Regions from separate parts of the Mus musculus genome. Here all the other regions are linked to region 1. A link is a loop called in an ENCODE intact Hi-C map of the cell type or tissue named here. Cell type or tissue: gastrocnemius. All regions are shown on one strand. Each heading gives the region's core, and the rest is flanking DNA. Links, peaks and the distances in the headings are about the cores only. Region 1 has its middle 38 kb from the start of Cyb5r3. Region 2 overlaps Arfgap3 (ADP-ribosylation factor GTPase activating protein 3). Region 3 overlaps Arfgap3 (ADP-ribosylation factor GTPase activating protein 3).

Evidence for each region. Peaks named below come from ENCODE experiments on the same cell type or tissue, not always from the same donor. Only the 100,000 strongest peaks of a DNase experiment are listed, where the experiment ranks them.
Region 2: a loop joins it to region 1, with 4 times the contacts of the local background. A loop is called at or near these places in 16 of 42 quality-filtered maps.
Region 3: a loop joins it to region 1, with 2.8 times the contacts of the local background. A loop is called at or near these places in 14 of 42 quality-filtered maps.

What each region holds. Positions count from the first base shown.
Region 1 is chr15:83,206,216-83,213,438 of GRCm38, forward strand. No RefSeq gene overlaps it. Among named protein-coding and RNA genes, the nearest start is that of Cyb5r3, 38 kb to the left of the region's middle. In gastrocnemius, for the core only: CTCF peaks have their summits at 3,074 (motif pointing right) and 4,166 (motif pointing right); a DNase peak (open chromatin) is centred at 4,193; H3K4me3 peaks cover 858 bases; H3K27ac peaks cover 737 bases.
Region 2 is chr15:83,311,469-83,318,691 of GRCm38, forward strand. Arfgap3 (ADP-ribosylation factor GTPase activating protein 3) reads right to left here. Exons shown (of 16, transcript NM_001357756.1): 10 at 2,872-3,000; 11 at 2,001-2,144. Among named protein-coding and RNA genes, the nearest start is that of Gm32788, 18 kb to the left of the region's middle. In gastrocnemius, for the core only: a CTCF peak has its summit at 3,674 (motif pointing left); no DNase peak of the experiment used is centred there.
Region 3 is chr15:83,323,788-83,331,010 of GRCm38, forward strand. Arfgap3 (ADP-ribosylation factor GTPase activating protein 3) reads right to left here. Exons shown (of 16, transcript NM_001357756.1): 6 at 6,732-6,819; 7 at 3,818-3,877; 8 at 317-366. Among named protein-coding and RNA genes, the nearest start is that of Gm51290, 14 kb to the right of the region's middle. In gastrocnemius, for the core only: no CTCF peak of the experiment used is centred there; no DNase peak of the experiment used is centred there.

The DNA.
Region 1 (7,223 bases), core at 1,541-6,540:
TTCTCCAAACTTAAAATTAGAAAAAAAAAATTAAATGAAGTTTAAGGTGATTCTTAGCTACTTTTAGTGTGTATTGAAGCCAACCTGGGCTACATAAGACCTTGTCTCAAAAAATTAAGAACAACTGGGCAGTGGTGGCGCACGCCTTTAATCCCAGCACTTGGGAGGCAGAGGCAGGTGGATTTTTGAGTTCGAGGCCAGCCTGGTCTACAGAGTGAGTTCCAGGACAGTCAGGGCTACACAGAGAAACCCTGTCTCGAAAAAGCAAACAAACAAACAAAACAAAAAACAAAACAAAAAAAATTTAGTAACAGGATAGAATAGAATGAGATTGGTCCCAAAATTATTGGGGTTGCTTCTGGTGTCCACTGTCTTAGTCAGTGGATTTCTTTGTTGTTGTTGTTGGTTGGTTGGTTGGTTTTTTTGAGACAGGGTTTCTCTGTATAGCCCTGGCTGTCCTGGAACTCACTTTGTAGACCAGGCTGGCCTCGAACTCAGAAATCTGCCTGCCTCTGCCTCCTGTGTGCTGGGATTAAAGGTGTGCGCCACCACAACCGGCAGTCAGTGGATTTCTATTGCTGCGCTGAAACACTGAGACCAAAAAGCAAGTTAGGGAGGAAAGGGTTTGGCGTACGCTTCCATATTGCTGTTCGTTATTGAAGGAAGTCAGAATAGGAACTCACACAGGGCAGGATCCTGGTGACAGGAGCTGATGCAGAGGCCATGGAGGGTGCTGCTTACTGGCTTGCTTCCTGTGGTTTGATCAGCCTGCTTTCTTATAGAACTCTTATAGGATTACTACTAGCTTAGGGATGGCCCCGCCCACTATGGGCTGGGCCCTCCTGCATTGATCACTAATTGAGAAAATGCCTCACAGCTGGATCTCATGGAGGCATTTATTCAACCAAGGCTCCTTTTGCTGATGACTCCAGCTTGTGTCCAGTTGACACACAAACCAGTACACTCACCTATCCCCACCCCCACTCCATTGCTGGCCATTCTGTGTATCCAGGGCAGCCAGATTTACCACCTAGATGCTAAGGGCACTGCTCTGGCCCCACCTCTTGAAACACACTTACACAGGTAGTCAGAACTCCTGGAAGCAGTGATATTTCCAAAACGAAGAGATCCCAACAGCCCAGAAGGCTGCTCATGAAAGGAGCTAGATGAGCCACCTCAGCATATGCTGAGCTGATGCACTGGGGACTCAAGCTGGAGCTCTTCAGAAAACACCCGTGATTCTTTTCTTCCTTTCTTTTCTTTTCTTCCTTTCTTTCTTTTTTGGTTTATTTCAAGACAAGGTGTCTCTGTATAGCCCTGGCTGTCCTGGAACTCACTCTGTAGACCAAGCTGGTCTCAAACTCAGAAATCCACCTGCTTCTGCCTCCCAAGTGCTGGGATGAAAGGCGTGCACCACCACTGCCCAGTGAGCATCCTTCCAAGAAGCCTGTCCTTTGTGCATTGGGCTGGACTAGAGCCTTGGCTGCAGTGGTTGCTCAAGGCTTGAATAAGGAGCTCCTGGGAGTCCATATCTGCCCCCAGCTTCCAACCCTGCCCTCAAGTGAGTCCTCCTCCTGATAATTCCCTACTCCAGCCCAGATGTCCACTCCTTCATGCATGAAAGAGTTGCTCTGTCTGAAAAATTGTTATCATCTTTGTGGGTTTCACCCCACAGACACAGAAAGTTATTTTATTTTTTTCAGACAGGGTTTCTCTGTGTAGTCTGTCCTGGAATTTACTTTGTAGACCAGGCTGGCCTAGAACTTACACAGTAGACCAGGCTGGCCTAGAACTCAGAGACCCATCTGCCTCTGCCTTCCCAGTGCTGGGATTTTTAAAAGGCATGAGTCACCAACCTCCAGCAAACTTTTTTTTAAAAAGGTCTATTTATTTATTATATCTAAGTACACTGTAGCTGTCTTCAGACACACCAGAAGAGGGTGTCAGATCTCATGATGGGTGGTTGTGAGCCACCATGTGGTTGCTGGAATTTGAACTTAGGACCTCCAGAAGAGCAGTCAGTACTCTTAACTACTGAGCCATCTCACTAGCCCCTCCTCTTCCCCCAAGCAAACTTTTTAAAAATGACATTTATTTATTTTCTTCTGTGTTGGGGAAGAGGGTCTGGGCCTGTGTAAGGAGGACAGTGTGTTACAGCTCTGAGGGGAAAGGCTTCCCCAGTGGAAAGACTGAAGCTCTGATGGGGGAATGTATCCTGGCATTCCAGAGCCAAGGAATATCATATGGTCACACCATACAAGGAACCTTATACAGAGATTTATCAGAAAAGACCCAGAGGGTGGCTGCCTCTGCTTACATGAAAAGCCCCAAAGAGCTGAGCAAGAGACAGATGTATACAGGGTTTCTCGGGGGTAGAGTTTTCCAGGGTGGAAATTTCCAGAGTGGGGCTTTAAAGGCAAGCCCAGGGATTTATGGTTTTCCAGCTCAGGAATTGGTAGGTTTTAATGAGTTCCTTTACTTTCCAGACAGATACGCCAGAGGGTGTGGTATATATGTTGGGGTCCAGCTGTGGTTCATCTCCTCTGTTTTCTCTTTTTCAGGATGTCCAGATGTCACTGTACACCAGGTGGGCTCTGCAGGATCCTGGTCCAGCTGGGAGTGTGTGTGTGTATGTGTGTTTTGTGTGTGTGTGTGTGTGTGTGTGTGTGTGTAGGCCTTCTCTTACAGTCTTCAATGAAACAGCTCTTGAAACAGTTTTAGCTTGTGCACAAACCAATGGGTGAGCTTGTACTCCTATACTTTATTTGGGGTAAACCAGGGCGATATGAACCTTAAAGAGTGGGAAGGGCTTCTTCTTAGGGTGAAGTTTCACTGGCTGAGGCTTAAGGTTTCTCATTTTCATGGAGAGGGGTTCCAGGGAGTTGAACCTGTAATTTCCCCGTAATTACAGTTACATTCCCCAGGTAGAGTGTAGATTGGGCTCTCCAGATCAGGCAGAGAAGAAGTCCAGCAAAGAAAAGGGAGTCCTTGTTTTGTTTTGTTTTAAGATTTATTTATTTCATGTATGCGAGTACACTGTCACTGTCTTCAGACACACCAGAAGAGGGCATCAGATCCCCATTACAGATGGTTATGAGCCACCATGTGGTTGCTGGGAAGAGCAGTCAGTGCTTTTAACCCCTGAGCCATCATCTCTCCAGCCCAGGAGTCCTTCATTTTGTGCTGAGCTCAAGAAAGCTGTCTGGACACTGTAGACTACTACAACCCTAGTAATGAGGTGCAACATCAGGACCACTTCTGCAATGGGTTATCACATCCAGAATGGTGGGAGGAGGGGTGCCTGTGTCACAGATATCTCAGATTACAGTCTGCGGCTGTTCTCCCTGTCTTTCCTCCCCTCCCTCCCTTACTACTTCCCTGCCTTCTATTCCCTTCTTTACTTTCCACCATTCCGTCTTTGCTGTGTAGCTTTGGCAGCTGTGTGCTGCCTGCTAGGATGCTTTGAAGACTGTGATATCCACGAGTTGGGCAGCATCTCGTTCTGTAAAACAGAACATACGAAGAGACTGGCTGGGCAGAGGAGGTGGACTCTACAGGCAGGAAAGAGCCAAAGGAAGCAGAAGGAGGAGCAAAAGCAAATTGCTATTTTCAAGGTGGTTTTCCTAGCGGAGTTAAAACAGGGTGGGGGTGGGGACGTCCTATCACATCCCCCGCAGCCTCGGAGCCCCAAGGAACTGGACCCTCCGTTTGGGTGCTACGAACCTTGGATTAAGAGGCATTTATCTTGAGAGGTTTGCGCTTTGGTTTGGTTTGTTGAAGCTTCCTGTAGAATCTCAGTCCAAAACAGCAGCGACTGGACAATATTACCTCTGAGCATCCTTCTCTGTAGGAAATAGTCCCTGGCGTGTTCAAAGGGTGATGGAACCCAGAGCTACAGTTTAGCTGTGGTTCCCAGGTAGGGGGAATTTAGGAGGGCTAAGGGTGAGACTCCCTACTTTGGGGGGTGGGACGCGCCGGCGCTTTACACCCCATGAATAGCGGCAGCAGTGGGCGTCCAGATAGCTGTGTTTCGGGTCATCACAAACTGAAAATAAGTATTACGAACCAGAAGTAAAAAGGAGCCATGGAGATCATCAGCCTGGTTCAATTAAATCCTAGACGATCTCCACAGTTCCTTCTCTTTTCAGTTATACGCTTAGACTGGCAACAGGTGGCGCTGCCCAGTCCATTTTACTAGAACAGCCTCTATTTCTGATCTCCTATGTCGCTTCTACAAACAAGACGTCCCCGGGATGTCTGAAAGCACTGCCCAGAGGGTGTAAGTCTATCTAGCTCGGGGGTGAGGGGGGAATTTTGGCACAAAGCCGTGACCCTGTCTCTCCCATGCTCTCCCTGGGTGCTCTGAGGTTTGTGGTGAAAGCCAGGTCTTCATAGACTGCCGCAGCTGGGAGTGGCATTGGATAGCTCCGCTGGCAACCTGATTTCTGACTAGGCCTAGAACACCCCAGGTTCTCATCTGTCTCCAGTATGGACTAACAGACCCCACATGCAATTCTCTGTAAATTAGTCTTAGAACACTAAAGTTGCAGCCGGAAGTGGTGCCGCACCCCTTTAATCCCAGCACTGGGGAGGTAGAGACAGATACCTGAGTTCGAGGACAGCCAGGGCTACACAGCGAAATCCCACCTCCTTAGGGGAAGAATCCAGCCCAACTTCTCTGACATACCCAGGTAGACACAAGTCTATGATGTCCATGCCTGCTCTGCTCGTTGAAACCATTGCAAGTTGTAGACATTTGCAACATGCAAAATGATGCTGTGTAGTTTCATCCCCTCCATGAGTCCTGGGACCCCTCTTGTCGGCCCCTTCTGAGAAAGGGTCTTGTGTATTCTGGGCTGGTCTCAGCCTTGATATGTATCTGAGAATGACTTTGAATTTAGGGTTCTCCTGCCTTCACTTTCTGGGTGCTAAGATTACAGGATTACAGGTCTATGTCACCATACCCAGTTGAGACCTAGGACTTCTTGGTGGTAGTTCCAGGTTGGGATTTTGGGTCCCTGATGCAGCTGAGAACGCACAAGTCTTATGTTATCATCAGAGAGGTCAGAGTTGAAATCTTTATTACGATCTCAACAGCCCTGCCTTGTATGTTTTTGATATGGGTTTGGCTGAACCCATAAACGAGGAATCTTTGGTTACAAAGGCCAACAGTAGATCCAGGCATGTGGGCCAGTTTGTAGAATGTTTGCCTAGCATGCATGAAGCTCTGGGTTTGAACCTTATTCCTCCATAAAATAGGTATAGTTGGTGCGTGCCTGGAATCCTAGCACTTGGGGATGTGGGAGAGGCAGGGGAATAAGGAAACCAGACATCTTTGACTATACAATAAGCTTGAGGCCACCCTGAGCCACAAAAACAAAACTACTACAAAGCCAACTGTAAGCGTACCCAGCTCCAGGGTGCGCAGCTCCTGCTCGGGTCAGTTGCTCTGGGTAGTCAAGCTTTTCATGGGAAGTAGTTCCGTTTGCAGATAAAGAACTTGTCAGAATGGGAGGAAAACACAAAGAAAGAGGAAACTGGCCAAATGGGCAAGACCATGGCACAACAGAATGAACCACGGACACACGCAAGCACGCATGCATGACTGTCTCTTCGTGGAGATGGGCATCTGCCCCTGGGGAAGGGAGGTGGGAGAGGAGGTTACTGTCACTGTGATAGAAGTCAGCCTCTTTGCTAAACAGAGCAAACAGTGAAACGATACAGTTTCTACATCCACGCTGGGTGTCTACTTAAACCTCTCGTCGGCCTTCATCTCGCAAGTGCTGCGATTTCAGGAGTACACCACCATGCCTGGCTGTTCCTTTTTATCCCTGCCCACTTCCCTTCCTGCTGACCTTAAACTTGCAATCTTCCTGCCTGAGCAGAGACTGAAGCTGAGTGCCACCATGGCCAACTCTAACCTCCTTAATTTTACCTCAAATCCAAGTGTCTGAGTGATTCCTTTCTTGGCTTATAAGACTCCTTTGCTTCTTCTTATAGGCAGTTCAAAGATAGATGAATTTTTTTGTTTGTTCTGATATTTGGGGTGGGGTGGGGGTTGGGGAGGTTTCGAGACAGGGTTTCTCTGTATAACCCTGGTTGTCCTGGAACTCATTCTGTAGACCAAGCTGACCTTGAACTTAGAAATCCACCTGCCTCTGCCTCCCATGTGCTGGGATTAAAGGCTCATATCATATACCCCAGTCACACTCTTCTCCCACCCCTTTATATCAGCCCTCCACTCTTGCAACCTCTCTCCGTGCCCCCCCCCCAATAAAAATAAACATCTCAGGCTGGAGAGATGGCTCAGTGGTTAAGAATACCAACTGCTCTTCCAGAGGTCCTGAGTTCAATTCCCAACAACCACATGGTGGCTCACAACCATCTGTAATGGAGTCTGGTACCCTCTTCTGGTGTGCCTGAAGAGAGCAGTGGTGGTGTACTCATATGTATAAAATAAATACATCTTTAAAAAAAACATCTCACTGAGGAGGCTGTGGTGTGTCACACGGTATACCAAACAGGTTCACTTGCAAATGTTTATTGCAATTGAGTCATCGGTCTGGTCCGAGGCCTCTGGGTTCTGCTCCACTATCCACCCTTGATCTTAATCAAAAGGCTGGGAAGCGATCTGCTCCACTATCAGTACTGGATCCTCACCTGTGTCGTGGGGATCCTGCAGCTTTGGTTCTGCAGGACCAGGATCAGCCCCTTCACAAGCCCCAGCGGTTCGCAGATAGGAGGGATGCTGGAACGGGACAGCTCAGAGCCCTGGCTCCGGATCTGGTTGGGAGCTGAGTTGGTTTGCCCAACAGCTCTCCAGCATCCACACCACCAGGGCCAGCTCTCCTGACATGCCCCAGCTAGCTCACCTAAGACCGAAGCCAGCAAGGAGATGAGCCAGATTTCCTGCTCCTACACCCTTAGGGCAGCTCTCTGAGCCCAGGGCCACCAGGGCCAGCTCACTGTGCTGCCCAAGCCAGGTGTGGATCTGCTCTCCCAAGTGCTGCTGGAATTTAAATTCATTGACCAGGCTGGCCTTGTACTCATAGAGATCTGCCTGCCTCTGCCCCCTGAGTACTAGAATTAGAAAGGTGTGTAGCCCCCATGCCCTGCACAGCCTGAGGGAACTGTAACCCCAGAGGGTGCTGTGGCTGGCATGAGACTCAGCTGCCAAAATCCACATGTGTCTGCTTGGTCTGCTCATATCTCACTTGTTGAGA
Region 2 (7,223 bases), core at 704-5,703, 100 kb after region 1:
TCAGAGTGTGTTTGCTTCACCTCTGGTGCCAAAGCACCTCACTCAACCCTGCTATGTCACTGTGGTCATCAAGGGAACTAGAGGGATGATTCTGTCCCTAGACAACCCACAGCTCACCATCCACACGGCACCAAAATCTCTCTGCTCTACGCCATTTACCCCCAGGTTTCAAACTGAAATGGGTCCCTGGCACAGCGGCCTTTGTGGCTGACCCTTCTGATCGAGCCAAGGAAGAGAGAGGTTTCTGGAGGCTCCAAGGCATATATAAAGGTTGACCCTGAACACAGACAGTATCCTGTTATAGGGGACCTGCACAGGTCACTCCAGTGCCCTTCAGCCCAGCTCACCACCCACCCAGCATCAAAGTCTCCCTGTTCTCCATCTGAACACCATTTGCCCTCAGGTTTCACACTGAGGAGCTGACCCTGGCACAGAGGCTTTTAAGCCTTTGGCACTGACCCTTTTAAATGAGTCAAGATGTTTCTGAAGGCTCCAAGGCCCCGCTCGAGTTCCTTCCTCTGTGACCTGAGATTGTGGTGATGGGAAATGTTCCACTCAGCTGGAGACCGTACCCAGAACCCTTTCTCTCACCAGCCCTGCTATCCAAGCACAGAACTGGCTCTCTACACCACCCTCTACAGGCATCACTACGGAGCAGGGAAGTCACCAAGAGGTGGGGAGAGGCGAGGTTCTTCAGCCCCAGTCCTGCCCTCGTTAAAACCAAACGTGAAAGGATCTGATGTGTGGTTTCCAGGTCCGATCACAAACTTGAATTTCTCCTCCATGAGATGTACTTCCTTTTTCTCAGCTGGCACTGTATAGACAGAGCCATGTATGCTGCTGAGGCATAGGCAGGTTAGAGAGGGGCAGGCAGCCTCTGGCCAGGCCAACAAGGAGCCATGGATCCGTCAGCTATCTTTCTAAAATATTGAGACTCAAGTAACTTTGAGCTGTGCTTAAAATCAGGGAAAGAGCTGTCTGTGCAGTGCACAGGAGCCTGGATAGGAAAGTGAACCCTTTCACAGTTGATGATAGATACCATAACCTATGACGATTCTACCTACCCAATCCGTGTCTGCTGGCCCTGTGACACCAGGATGGCTGTGTGACTGTGGCAGCACGGTTACTGATAGAGGTGTCCTATCCTCACCAACTCTGGCTGTGAAAGGGTCCTGAATTGTTAATGCACCGCCCAGCTGCCCAATCACAGAGCCACATGCCTGGCTGAGTTCACAAGCTACAGGAGAAGCCGGACAGCAGAAGAGCATTGTACTCTGCGGTGCCTCAGTTCTCCCTATGGATCCCAAAAGGCAGGCACCACCAGGACTCTTCACTTAGACAAGGAAGCTGCAGCATGGAGCACTTTAGTGACTGTTGGTCATTGCTATGTGGTTCCTATGTGGCATGGCCGGCACTCAACCCGGGCTCCAGCTTTCTGTTCCTACATGCTATGCCAAAACCATCCCAATTTCCTGTAAAGTCAGCTTCTGGGTGACCCTGACAACACGACTCTATTCAAGTTGACACTTGTCCTCAACTGCAATCAGCCTTATGCCAGTCACAGGTTTTGCCCCAGCAGACTGTAGACACAAAAGGACAGGACCAGGCTGTCCTAGTTCCATGGGTTCCCCTCAGAACAGTCATGGCTTTCATGAATAGACTCATATACAAATGCCATTCATACTGGATTTGATGGCAGCTTCCAGAAGCCAGTGTTCTACCACAGAAGCTGCTGAGGGTCGGGGCGTACTCCAGCCCTTGCCCTGGAGACAGACCTCTTCACTTCTCACAGTACACAGCACACCTTGCCTATCTCTAATTTTAGACCTCAGTTTTTAACTGTATCAACAAACATTTTCCTAGCTGTAAGCATGGCTCCCTACACTGTTTCCCCAGCCTTTGTTCCGGCAGCACACAGACGCTTGTCAGCCAGAGCTCTCAGATGGTGCCAGGCACCGGTCTGTCCTGGCTCCCAAGGCCGATCTTTAACACCCCCATACCTGCTGCTCTGCTCAGACCACTTGGAGCTGGAGCTGAAGTACGAGTCCTCTGGGTCCTCCTGGTACTTCCTCCTCGGCTTTGCCAGTGTGGGCGACTCCTGCTCAATGGTCTGCATGTCTGAAGTCACCGAGTGGGAGATGCCACTTGAAAGGACAGAGTAAAACAGGAATTATTACATCACTGGCTTCCTAAAGGCTTTCCGTCCTACCAAATGAAAGGATCTTTTGAGCACACTCTGAACAAACACAAGAAGACCAGGAGGGCTGGGAGCTCAGTTTGAACTTTGGAAACTGGAAGCCATTGTGAGGGCTGGGCTGCCAGGAAGATAGCCGCATGCAAAGAGTGTGCCCGTGGCGAACAATCCGGTGCACACTTCATGGAGACTCACACCTATTTTATTCTCTCCAAGAACCATGTGTGCCACTTGTCACCACCACACACGCACTTGTGCGCGCATACACACACACACACACACACACACACACACACACACAAAACCCTGTCTCATATAGCCTAGGTTAGCCTTGCTATATAGCCTAGGCTGGCCTTAAAGTTCCTGATCTTCCTGCCTCTGCCTCCTGAGAGCTAGGATTTGAGGGACAAGCCACTAAGCTTCAACCCATTCCCTATTGATTGGTTGTTTTGAGGCAACAAGCACCCTTGGGCGCAGAATGGCCTTGAGTGGATCCCCAGCCTTGGTCTCCAGCCCAGGGCTTGGTGCACGCTGCACCCATGAAGCTCCAGCCTTCGCCATACTGTACTAAATAGCTCAGCAAAGCAAATGGCGAGGAAGTGGAGAGTACTGAGGAAATGAGCCCCGGGGCCGACCCTTCACTGTGAGCAGACTGCCCCGGGCCCTGCAGACCCTACCTCCTGCAGCTTCCAAAGCCCATGCCCAGCCGCTCGGCTTCCACCTTCTTCTGGCCACTCAGGTTCAGTCTTTCATCTTTCTTCCTGCTGATTTCCAGATCCTTGTAGGCCAGTCGCAAGGACGAAACACTGCCGGGGAAAGCACACCCTTTTAGCCCAGCTTCAAACACTGTGGCCTTGCATTGAAATCACAGGCAGTCTGGAGACTGTAACTCCTGCTTCAGCTCCAGACAAGGGCTTTCCAGTCTCTCAAACACAAGCTCAGGTCTCTCTTACCTCCCCACAGGGTCCTCCCTCAGCCTGACATCAGAGGACACTTCCCTGGGACACACCAGTGCAGGAGGATAGTCCTCCTTATCCGTGTTGTTTAAGAAGAACATATGGGAGCTACCACCGATAACTCCACCTCCAGGTGCCCTCTTTTGACCTTGGAAGGCACCTCTGCAAGAACACGCAAACTCCCACATATAGATAGACAGCATACATCCAATTAATTCTTTTTAATTAAAAAATGAAACTATATCTAAAGTTGATTTCATAAACATATAATCATTAGTTGCATTTCAAATAATTTCCTGTAGGTGTCTTTATGTATCACACTTCTGAGAGCATTTAAATGGATAGTCACTACCTATCCAGCCAAGGTCTTTAGCTTTAAAACCATTTATTAGGTGCTAGAGAGATGGCTCAGTGGTTAAGAGCACTGACTGCTCTTCCAGAGGTCCTGAATTCAATTTCCAGCAACCACATGGTGGTTTATAACCATTTGTAATGGGATCTGATGCCCTCTTCTGGCTCGCAGGTGTACATGCAGACAGAGCATTCATAAACAAACAAATCTAAAAACACTGAAAAAAGGAAACATTTATTAGGCTGGGCATGGTGGCACACACCTTGAATCCCAGCACACAGGAGGTAGATCTCTGAGTTTGGTCTAGAGAGTGAGTTCCAGGACAGCCAGGGCTACACAGAGAAACCCAACTATTTTATTATTATTGTGTGTACACATGTTCTGGGGGGGGTGCAGTTGGGGGTATATATATGTCATGGTGTGTATGTGTGTGAGTGTGTGTATCTGTCTCTGTCTCTCTCTGTGTGTTATAGATCAGAAGACAACTTGTGGAGTCACCTCTCTCCTGGGGATTGGACTCAGGTTATCAGCCTGCACAGCAAGCACCTTAACCTGCTGAGCCATCCCACCAGCCCGCCATAGTGTGAGCACTGCCAGCTGTACTCTTATTTGGAAGGTGTGTGCACACTGCCCTTGCTCTGCCTGCAGCAGCAGGAACAGCGGTATGCAGCAAGTGATGCCACTGCCGTGGGAAGTGACAATCCACCTACCATCTGCTTCCCAAAGCCCTGGACAGTGCCAGGACCCCTCACCAAAAAGGCCCTGTTAGAACCTGAGGCAAAGGTGACTCCTGTGGCGTAGCAGGGAAGACAATGTCTTTCTCGGGAAACTATAGCTGGTTTTGATCTTTGCTTCTTGTAACAAGACATGGGATTTCTTGGGTTAGCTCTGACCCGGCAGGTGTCTTTTTTCTTTAACTCTCTTAGTATCGTTTTCCTTAGCAAACCAACGGTGAAACATCAGGTGTCTTTAGCATCACTACCTGATCAAACTGTGGCACCAGACCCTCTGGAGACAACAGAAGAGCTATGAAGACCATGGTGAGGTCCTCTTAGTACTCCTGACATGGGACTGTCCTGGCTCTCAGGGATGCTCTCCTCTCTGTTAAGGTTGGGCTGTCAGATGCTCAGAAGCAGGCAGCGTAGCCAGCCAGGATGAGGCACTGCCAAGGCCTTTAGCTTTGCAGTGTGACAGTGCCGGGCCTGCCGCCTGCTCCAATGACCCCTCAACTGTAACTTCATAATCACTAGAAACCTCAGCTTCCAGAACAGCACCCTCACTTGCTCCAAGGGGTGAGACAGTACAGCGCTGTACAGCACTGACGGTGGTCAATCACATGACGTCCTGGAGAAAGGCAACAAAGTTGCCAATTGGGTTCCCAAGTAAATCACTCTTTCCCAGAGGCTTCCTGCATGGCTGGCAAAGCCTCTACCCACAAGCTACAAGCCAAGCCCTTGTATCAATGTGTTTTCAGTGAATCCTAATGGCACATGGAAGGTGGGTGTAGCCAGCATCCCATGCTACTCTCCCTGTGTCCTGCCTCTCCAACCACCTGACCACACAAAGGAGGGCGTGGGCGCTTCTCAAGGCTCTTGTTGGCACCAGGCTTCTGACTTTACCTCAAGCCCCAGCAGCACAGGCTTTCCAACAGCCAAGCTAACCTGCCTCTGTCCAGGTCAGAAACCAATGAAAAGAGAGAAATTCAAGTCAATTCTCTGTTCCTATGATAGAGAAAGTCTGTCTACACAGGTTAGTGCTGCCCCTGGTGTTCTGAGAGCTGAACAGGGAAATAACAACTTTGAACCATCTGGGCTTACCCTCTAAGTTTCACTCAGCAAACCATCATTAGCACTAATGGGAACAAGTTACACTGGCCAAGCACCCACTGTGTGCTGGTCACACTGATTGAACGCCTACTGTGCTCCAGGTACTGTTGTCAGAATTTCAATAAATGTCATCTAAGTTGAACCTTGAACGAACCTCACAAAATAGGGTTATTTCCCTCATTATACATCGGACTACAATTCCAGCTAAAGCAGATAAAAAACACATGAAGACAAGAGACGCTCAGAAGACAATCCATGTAGAAACAAGACTCTATGGAAGAGAGTCTACAAAGAAACAAGATTCCACAGGAGACAGTCCACACAGAAACAGGACACCACTGAAGACAGTCCACACAGAAACAAAACATCACAGGAGACAGACTACACAGAAACAAGCACCACAGAAGATAGTTCACACAGAAACAGGACATCGCCAAAGATGGTCTACACAGAACCAAGACTCCACAGAAGACAGTCCTCACAGAACCAAGACTCTAGGGAGGACAGTCCATACAGAAACAGTCTTTACAGAAGATACTCCACACAGAAACAATCACCACAAAAGAAAGTCCACAGAGAAACAGGACATTCCAGAAGACAGCCCACACAGAAACAGGACATTACAGGAGACAGCCCACACAGAAACAAGCAACATAGAAGACAGTTCACAGAGAAACAAGACTTCATAGAGGACACTCCACACAGGAACAAAACATCACAGGAGACAGTCCACACAGAAACAAGCAGTGGAGAAGACAGTCCATACAGAAACAAGACTCTGCAGAAGACAGTCTACATAAAACCAAGACTCCATAGAAGATACTCCACACAGAAACAATCACCACAGAAGATAGTTCACACAAAACCAAAATATCATATAAGACAATCCACACAGAAAGAAGACACCACAGGAGACACTCCATACAGAAACAAGGTTTTACAGGAGACATTCCACACACCAACAAGGCTCCATGGAAGACAGTCCACACAAAAGCAAGATTCCATGGAAGACACTCCACACAAAAGCAAGATTCCATGGAAGACACTCCACACAGAAATACGATTTTACAGGAGGCCGTCCACACAGAAACAAGACTCCAGGGAAGACAGTCCACACAGAAACAGAACATCACAGGGGTCAATCCACACGGGAACAAGCAGCATAGAAGACAGTCTATTCAGAAACAAGACTCCACAGAAGACAGTATACATAAAACCAAGACTCTATAGAAGATACTCCACACAGAAACAATCACTACAGAAGACAGTCCACACAAAAACAGGATATCAAAAAAGATGGTCCACACAGAAAGAAGACTCTACAGACACTAGTCCACACAGAAATAAGACTCCACAGAAGATAGTCCACACAGAAACAAGACTCCACAGAAGACGGTCCACACAAAAACAAGACACCACAGAAAACAGTCCACATAAAAATGAGACTCCCTGGAAGACAGTTTACATAGAAACAAGACTCCACAGAAGACAGTCTTCACAGAAACAAGACCCCATGAAAGACAGTCCATATAAAAACAAGACTCCTCAGAAGATAGTCTACACAGAAACAAAACATCCCAGGAAACAGTCCTCACAGAAACAAAGCTCTAGGGAAGACAGTCTACACAGAAGCAGAACATCACAGGAGACAATCTACATTGACACAAACAGCACAGAAAACAGTCCCTACAGAAACAAGACTCCACAGAAGAGAGTCCACATGAAACCAGGACTCTATAGAAGATACTCCACACAGAAACAATCACCACAGAAGACAGTCCACACAAAAGTAGAACATCACAGAAGACAGTTCACAAAGAAAGAAGACTCTACAGACACTAGTCCACACAGAAATAAGACTCCACAGAAGATAGTCCACACAGAAACAAGACTCC
Region 3 (7,223 bases), core at 1,338-6,337, 120 kb after region 1:
AACATTATGAACTAACCAGTACTCGGGAGCGCTTGTCTTTAGCTGCATATGTATCAAAAGATGGCCTAGTCGGCCATCACATGCAAAGAGAGGCCCATTGGACTTGCAAACTTTATATGCCCCAGTACAGGGGAACGCCAGGGCCAAAAAGGGGGAGTGGGTGGGTAGGGGATTGGGGGGGGTATGGGGGACCTTTGGGATAGCATTGAAAATGTAAACGAGGAAAATACCTAATTTAAAAAAAAAACACAGGAGAAAGCACATTTCTAGTTCAAGAGCCAAACTCCTGTGTGTTTTTATATAACATGATACTTACTCCTTTTTTTGCTTGATTTGGCTTCTTTTTTATAATCGATGAAACCTCTGCTAAAAAAAAAAAATTCAAGTCAGATCTGTAGAAACCATAAGTGGCTCCCCTGCTGGAGTGAGTGGTATAAATGTGCCTTGTTTGTTTGAGGTCTGCGTGTTCTCAGGCTGGGGCGTTGTCAGCAGTGTCGGGGTAAAAGCCATGCTGCACCCCGAGTCACAGCAGCCTTCTCTGCTCAACACCACACTGGAGTCTGAGCTCCCGGGAGGCGCTTCTCCACAGCAGTTTAAAAACGCTCTTCTGTGAGATAGTTCAGGAGGAGAGGGGCTTGCTGCCAAGCCTGGTCACCTGACTTTGATCCCAGGGACCCATGTGGTGGGCTCCCGCAAGCTGTCCTCTGACCTCCACACATGCCAGGATACGTATCCCTCCACAGATAAATCAAATGCAATACAATATTTTTTAAAAAGGAATCATCTCTCCTATTCAATTATATGCATCAAAAACTTCAAGCATGGCTGCCACCAGGTGAGAAGGGGCGCGGGCCTGGGTCCAGCCCTCCAATGCTTACTGGACTGCTCGGCAGAGGGGGCATCTGGCTGCATGCAAACCTGTGTACATCTGTGTGCTTGGTACTGACAAGGGCCAGAGGGAGGCATCAGACCGTCTGAGAGCAGGCTCACAGATGGTTGTGAGCGCTCAGCCTGGGAACTGAACTCGGGTCCTCTGCAAGAGCAGTCAGTGCTCTTCCCCACTGTGCCATCTCTCTGGCCCTGTTACTGTGGTTTCTTTGGATCCCTTTTCTGCTGCTTGTGACCTCTTGGTTTCTACTCCCATCTTGAGCCCCGTTTGCTCTCCCTGTGCGGCCACAGGAAGCACTGTCACACCACATGCCATCTAAGCTCTGTCCAGCTGTGGTTCCAGCTACATTCAGTGACAGTTTCTGGCAACCTCTGTCATTTGCTCCCAGATGGAGACTGCCAGGGGGTGACATTGATAGCCTGGCACCCTACCAGCTTCAATCTTCAGATCACACCTACCCTGATTAAATACCACAGCTCCCTGGCCCCAGTGTGGACAGTTCCATTCCTCTATACAGCCTTACAAAGTTGACGAGGTGACTACAGTGTCTGTGGACAGTAGGGATCCCAGGGCTGTGCTGTGTGTGCCAGGATGTGACAAGTCCCACTCCTGACAAGAACCTTTCTTCTACTCCAATGCCCCAATGACCAGGTAACAACTGTGTCTTGTTTGTCTTTGATTCTTTCTTTAAAAAAAGATTTTGGTGCTGGGGACTGAACCCAGAACCTAAGAAATACTAATATAATAAGCAAGCACACTACTGCTGGACTATGTTCATGGTTCTAAGTTTCTTTGTGTGTGTTTTTGTTGCTAGGGTTAGATCACAGGGCCTTATACATGTTAGGCAAGTGCTCTGTCACCAAATTATTGTCACACATTCTTATTGTCATCTTCATCATCACTGTCACCACCACCTCCATCACCATTATCACCACCATCACTACCATCACCATCACCACCACCTCCACCACCTCCCCCACCACTGTTAGGTCTCAAGATCTCAGGCTGTTCATATGTCTAGAAAGGAGCTCAAATGGGACTACAGGATTTTTGGAGTTCAGATAAAAGCCAGCATAAAACTAATCCCCATATGCCAAAAGGAGTCATTTTCCTTACTTCTGGCAGAAGGGACACATGGCCCATCCACTGACATATACCTGTGTCTGCATATGAAAGCCCAGGTAGGGCCTCCAGGCTCCCTCAGTTCCTCAAGTACCTGTTAGACATTTCTGAGCCTCTACCCCATCTCCCCTCTGACTCCTGCGTCTGTATTATCCCCACCCCAGGCTCAATACACTGACTGGCTCTGGTTTTCTTGCCTTTTGCTCTCCCCCTGTGCATGAGTCTCCCTTTTCTTGCAGATAGCTCTGGCCATGTCCAGTCTGTTTCTTTTCCACGCTGTTCTGGACTCTTCCAGATGTCTCGGGTGTTCTCTTGTTCTTATTTATAAGACCTTTCCCTTAACCAAACCGTGGAGCACTCATGGCCATTCTTTACTGCACCCCTTGCATACACCACCACGGCCACCACCACCATCACCGCCACCGCCACCATCTCCTCCTCATCTTTCTTTTTTTTTTTTTTTTAAGATTTATTTTATTAATATATGTAAGTACACTGTAGCTGTCTTCAGACACTCCAGAAGAGGGAGTCAGATCTTGTTGTGGATGGTTGTGAGCCACCATGTGGTTGCTGGGATTTGAACTCTGGACCTTCGGAAGAGCAGTCGGGTGCTCTTACCCACTGAGCCATCTCACCAGCCCCCTCCTCATCTTTCTCCACTTCCTCCTCCTCCTCCTCCTCCTCCATTATATCCTTACCCCTTCATTGTCATGACCACCACCACTGCTCTGTGGCACTGGCAATCAATGCCAGCTGCAGCACAGGCAGGAGCTCAACCACTGAGGTATAATCAGCTCCTTAAAATCGCAGCCCAGCACTGCGTGGCACTAACTCATGGGCTACACTGTGCTTACTGACTAATGCACAGACCTTGCCATCAGCCTCTGAAACACAGGAAGCATCCTGTCGTTCAGTAGCCACCTCTTTTCCACCAAGACCTTCTTATCAACATTTGTAAAATGTCACAGAAATACACACTGTGTAGAGCTTCTTTAAATTGTCACTTTCTGCATCATTTTCAGTCAACAGTTATACATCCTGGTTTTAGAATTATGTTTTAGTGGCCTGGAAAGAATAAAACCTTGGGCTGGGGGTAGAGCTCAGCGGTAGAGCCCTTGCTTAGTATACATAAAGCCCTGGTTCCACTCCAATACACATGTGTGTACATACACACACACACACACACACACACACACACACACACACAGAGGCACGCACCTCTATGGTTGGGGAAAAAGCATGTAAATCCCCCACTGTAGCCCTGAGGATATACTAGCTCGGGAAATCAGTTGTGAAGGATGGCCAGGTGTGAAAATGACCAGGTTTGAAGAATGCCCAGATGTGAAGTCAGGTGTGAAGGATGGCCAGGTGTGAAGAATGCCCAGGTGTGACGTCAGCTGTGAAGGATCCCCATGTGTGAAGTCAGGTGTGACGGATGCCCAGGTGTGAAGTCAGGTGTGAAGGATGCCCAGGTGTGAAGAATGCCCAGATGTGAAGAATGCCCAGGTGTGAAGTCAGGTGTGAAGGATGCCCAGGTGTGAAGTCAGGTGGGAGGATGCCCACAGGGAACTCTATCTCCATTGCTCTGCTTTAGACTCCTTCTGCATCTGTTTCCCAACTCTGAGGAGTCTGACAAGTCTGATGAAAATAACCAGAAGGTTTAGTTATTTTCCGTTGATGTGGCTACATGGAAAAGCAGCTTTGCCTGGTAAAACTCAGGAACGGGTTCTATCAGGAAGTTGGACCACTTTAGGAACTGAGACAGATGCAGAATCAAAGATGGACCCAGGGCCCTGAGCATATTACCTGGTGCAGCCTTTCCAGGGGTGTTCAGACCTTCCACGCTTGGCCCTTGTCCTGGCCCACCTGAAAGTGTGAAATGCTGATGTTAATGTAGAAAACACTCTTGGCAAATCCTCTTCCACATGGCTTCTGTGTTTCCACCTTACCAGGTCAGTCCCCGTGCTGTGCAGCTCCATGGTCTAGTCCATCATTACAGCTGTTTATGGTGCACATGCCAAGCCGGTGCTCTCACTGAGCTACAACCCCACTCCTCAGCATCAGTAAGACATAATTACCAGGGAAACCAGGCTGCCTGAGCTCAGAGTGCTGGGATTAAAGGTGTGAGCCACCATGTGGACCTTATTATTTTGTTTTGTTTGTTTTTTGAGTCAGGGTTTCTCTGTGTAGCCCTCGCTGTCCTAGAACTCACTCTGTAAACCAGGCTGGCCTCAAACTTAACAGATATGCCTGCCTCCTGAATGCTAGGATTAAAGGTGTGTGCCACCATGTTCACTTTTTTTTTAAGATTTATTTATTATATCTAAGTATACTGTAGCTGTCTGTCTTCAGACACACCAGAAGAGGGCATCAGGTTGTGAACCACCATGTGGTTGCTGGGATTTGAACTCAGGACCTTTGGAAGAACAGTCAGTGCTCTTAACCTCTGAGCCATCTCTCTAGCCCCCCATGTTCACTTTTAAAATACATTTTTCTTTTAGGTTGACAGAATAATATGTACTTATGAGACAAACTGTAATACTTCAACACATGTGTACAGTGTGCAGTGGTCATGTATCATATCAAACACCGCCACCTCTCTCTGGGAGACATATCTGAAAGATCTCTGCTATTAGGCAATCAATGCTAACAGCTTTAAGCATGTTAAGATGCTGCAAAGCATGGCAGTCATTCCCCTATCCAACTAGACCCCTGGCTCTGTCACCTCCCTCCCCATGAGCCTTGTCATAAGCAATTTGACTTAGAAGTGCTGTAAGCACTCTGTGCTGGTGTCCTCCTGCAGCTGCAGCCCCAGGAGGTGGAAGCAGGACACCAGAAGTCCACACTCATCCTCAGCAATAGAGCATGCGTGAGAAAACCTGAGCGATAGGGGTCCAGAGAGAGAGAGAGAGAGAGAGAGAGAGAGAGAGAGCAAGAGCGAGTGAGCTACTAAATGCAAATGCATTTTTAAAACATTGGTTTTATAGAATGAAATTTAGTGGGTTTTTTTTTTTAAATATCATGGTTTATATTTTGCTTTGTTCTTGGTTTTGTTTTTTGAGACAGGTGGTTTTTTTTTCTTTCAATAATACCATTCACTGTCCTGTTTTGTAATTGTTTTGGACAGAGTTTCATATAGCTTGGGCCAGCCTTGAACTCCCTATGTAGCCAAGGATGGCACTAAACCCTGATCTTCCTGCCTTTACCGAAGTGCTGAGACAGAAGACATGTGCCACCACTCTGGACTCAGTTTACAGTGAGGCACTGTTTTACTAAGGGCACATGGACAACATACTCCCCTCCACGGGGACACATGTCACATGCAACCCACATTATCTCCAGAACAAGGCATACTGTGCTAGGCCAGAGACAAAGTACAGCTGTGCTGGGCGTGGCCAATGGCAGCACCTGGAGCTGCATCTCCAGGAGAGAAGGCATGATGGGAATGGGGGAAGATGCCAGGTGGACTCCTGCCTTCCTCCAAGGTGGCTCAATCACAGGATGCGAAAAAGAAACCCACAGGTTGTAAGCCATGGATGAAAAGCAGCCACCGACTGTCCACTGCTCTCCCAGGAAACAGAGATCTGCACTGAGGCCTCTGGAGCCGCTCTCTCCTAACACCCTTCCCATGACAGACAGCACTGACTTCAAGTCATTGCAGACACTAACTGTGTCCCCAAGCCAAGGGCTGGTACTGAGCCTCCACAAGCCAGCGTGTGTCCTTCCTGTTTTCCACATCCCAAGTTCACTGCTTGGCTGTCAAAGTACATTTTATTGTTAATTTACTAAAACATTTCGGCCTATAAAAGATACTCAGTTTTAAAACAGAAGGGGCAGCTATGCACACCACTTAGGTCATTTCTAATGCATATGTGATTGACAACATATTTACAATAGATGCACAGCCGGGTGTGGCAGGGCACACCTGTAACCTAAGCACTCAGGAGGCAGAGCGGGGAGGATCAAGAGTTCAGCTATCCTCAGCAACCTCGTGAATTTCCGGACAGTCTGGGCTACGTGAGACTCTGCCTCAAAAACCAATAAATAAATACAGTTCTACAATACATATAATAAGTATGTGTGACTTATTAACTGTGAAATATTTATTACTTTTAAAACTGAAATATTACCAGGCATGGGAGTGCAATGCCTTTAATCTCAGCATTGCTAAGGCACAGGCAAATGGAGCTCTGCAAATTCACGGCCAGCCTGGTCTACATAGAGAGTTCTAGGCCAGTTAGGGCTACACAAGGAGACAATGCGTAAAACAAAACAAAAACAACAAAACAACCAACCAACCAAACAAACACAACTAGATTTGGAAAAGAATCCTGAAATCTTGTTTTCCAGTTATAAAAGTCCACACTTCGGTACTAGATCATTGAAGCAGAAACTAGTTTTGTTTTGTTTTTGTTTTTTCGAGACAGGGTTTCTCTGTGTAGACCAGCCTGTCCTGCAACTCACTTTGTAGACCAGGCTGGCCTCGAACTCAGAAATCAGCCTGCCTCTGCCTCCCAAGTGCTGGGATTAAAGGCGTGCGCCACCATGCCCGGCAGAAACTAGTAATCCAGCTGTCCTCTAGTTAACACCTTAGTGGGGGCCTTCTAGAAAGCCTCCTGAGTCCATGGGCTAACACAACAGGTTTCTATGGTAACTACAGCAGTTTCATCTTGACCAGGAGACCACAGGACATTGCTCTAGAGTTACTCCACAGACTTACCTTCATGTTTTTCTGGAGTGGTTTCCAAGCCCCACGGTGTTGAAGAGGCTGACTCTGGCTGTGCGGATGCCTGCATAGCACCACTGACCTGCAGCAGGTGAGAGAAGCCATTAGCTGGCAGGAAAGCAAGGACTCCCCACTAAGGCAAACCAGCATGGGGGTGGGAGGATGTTAGCAGTGCAGGGCCTCTTCTGAGCATGGGTATCTGTCCTCAGCCCCGCCTCAATATTCACACACACTCTCTCTCTCTCTCCCTCTCTCCCTCTCTCTCTCTCTCTCTCTCTCACCCTTTTTTATTTGTTTTGAGACAGTCTCATGAACCTCAGACTGGCCTAGAACTTGGTATTGTGGCAGAAGATGACCCTGAACTTCTGCTTTTTCTCCTTTTACCTGCCCAATGACTACAGATTGGATTACAGATGACCAAGACCTAGTGTATGCAGTGTTGGGGTGGGGATAGAACCCAGGTCCCCATGCTTGTTCTAGCCAGTA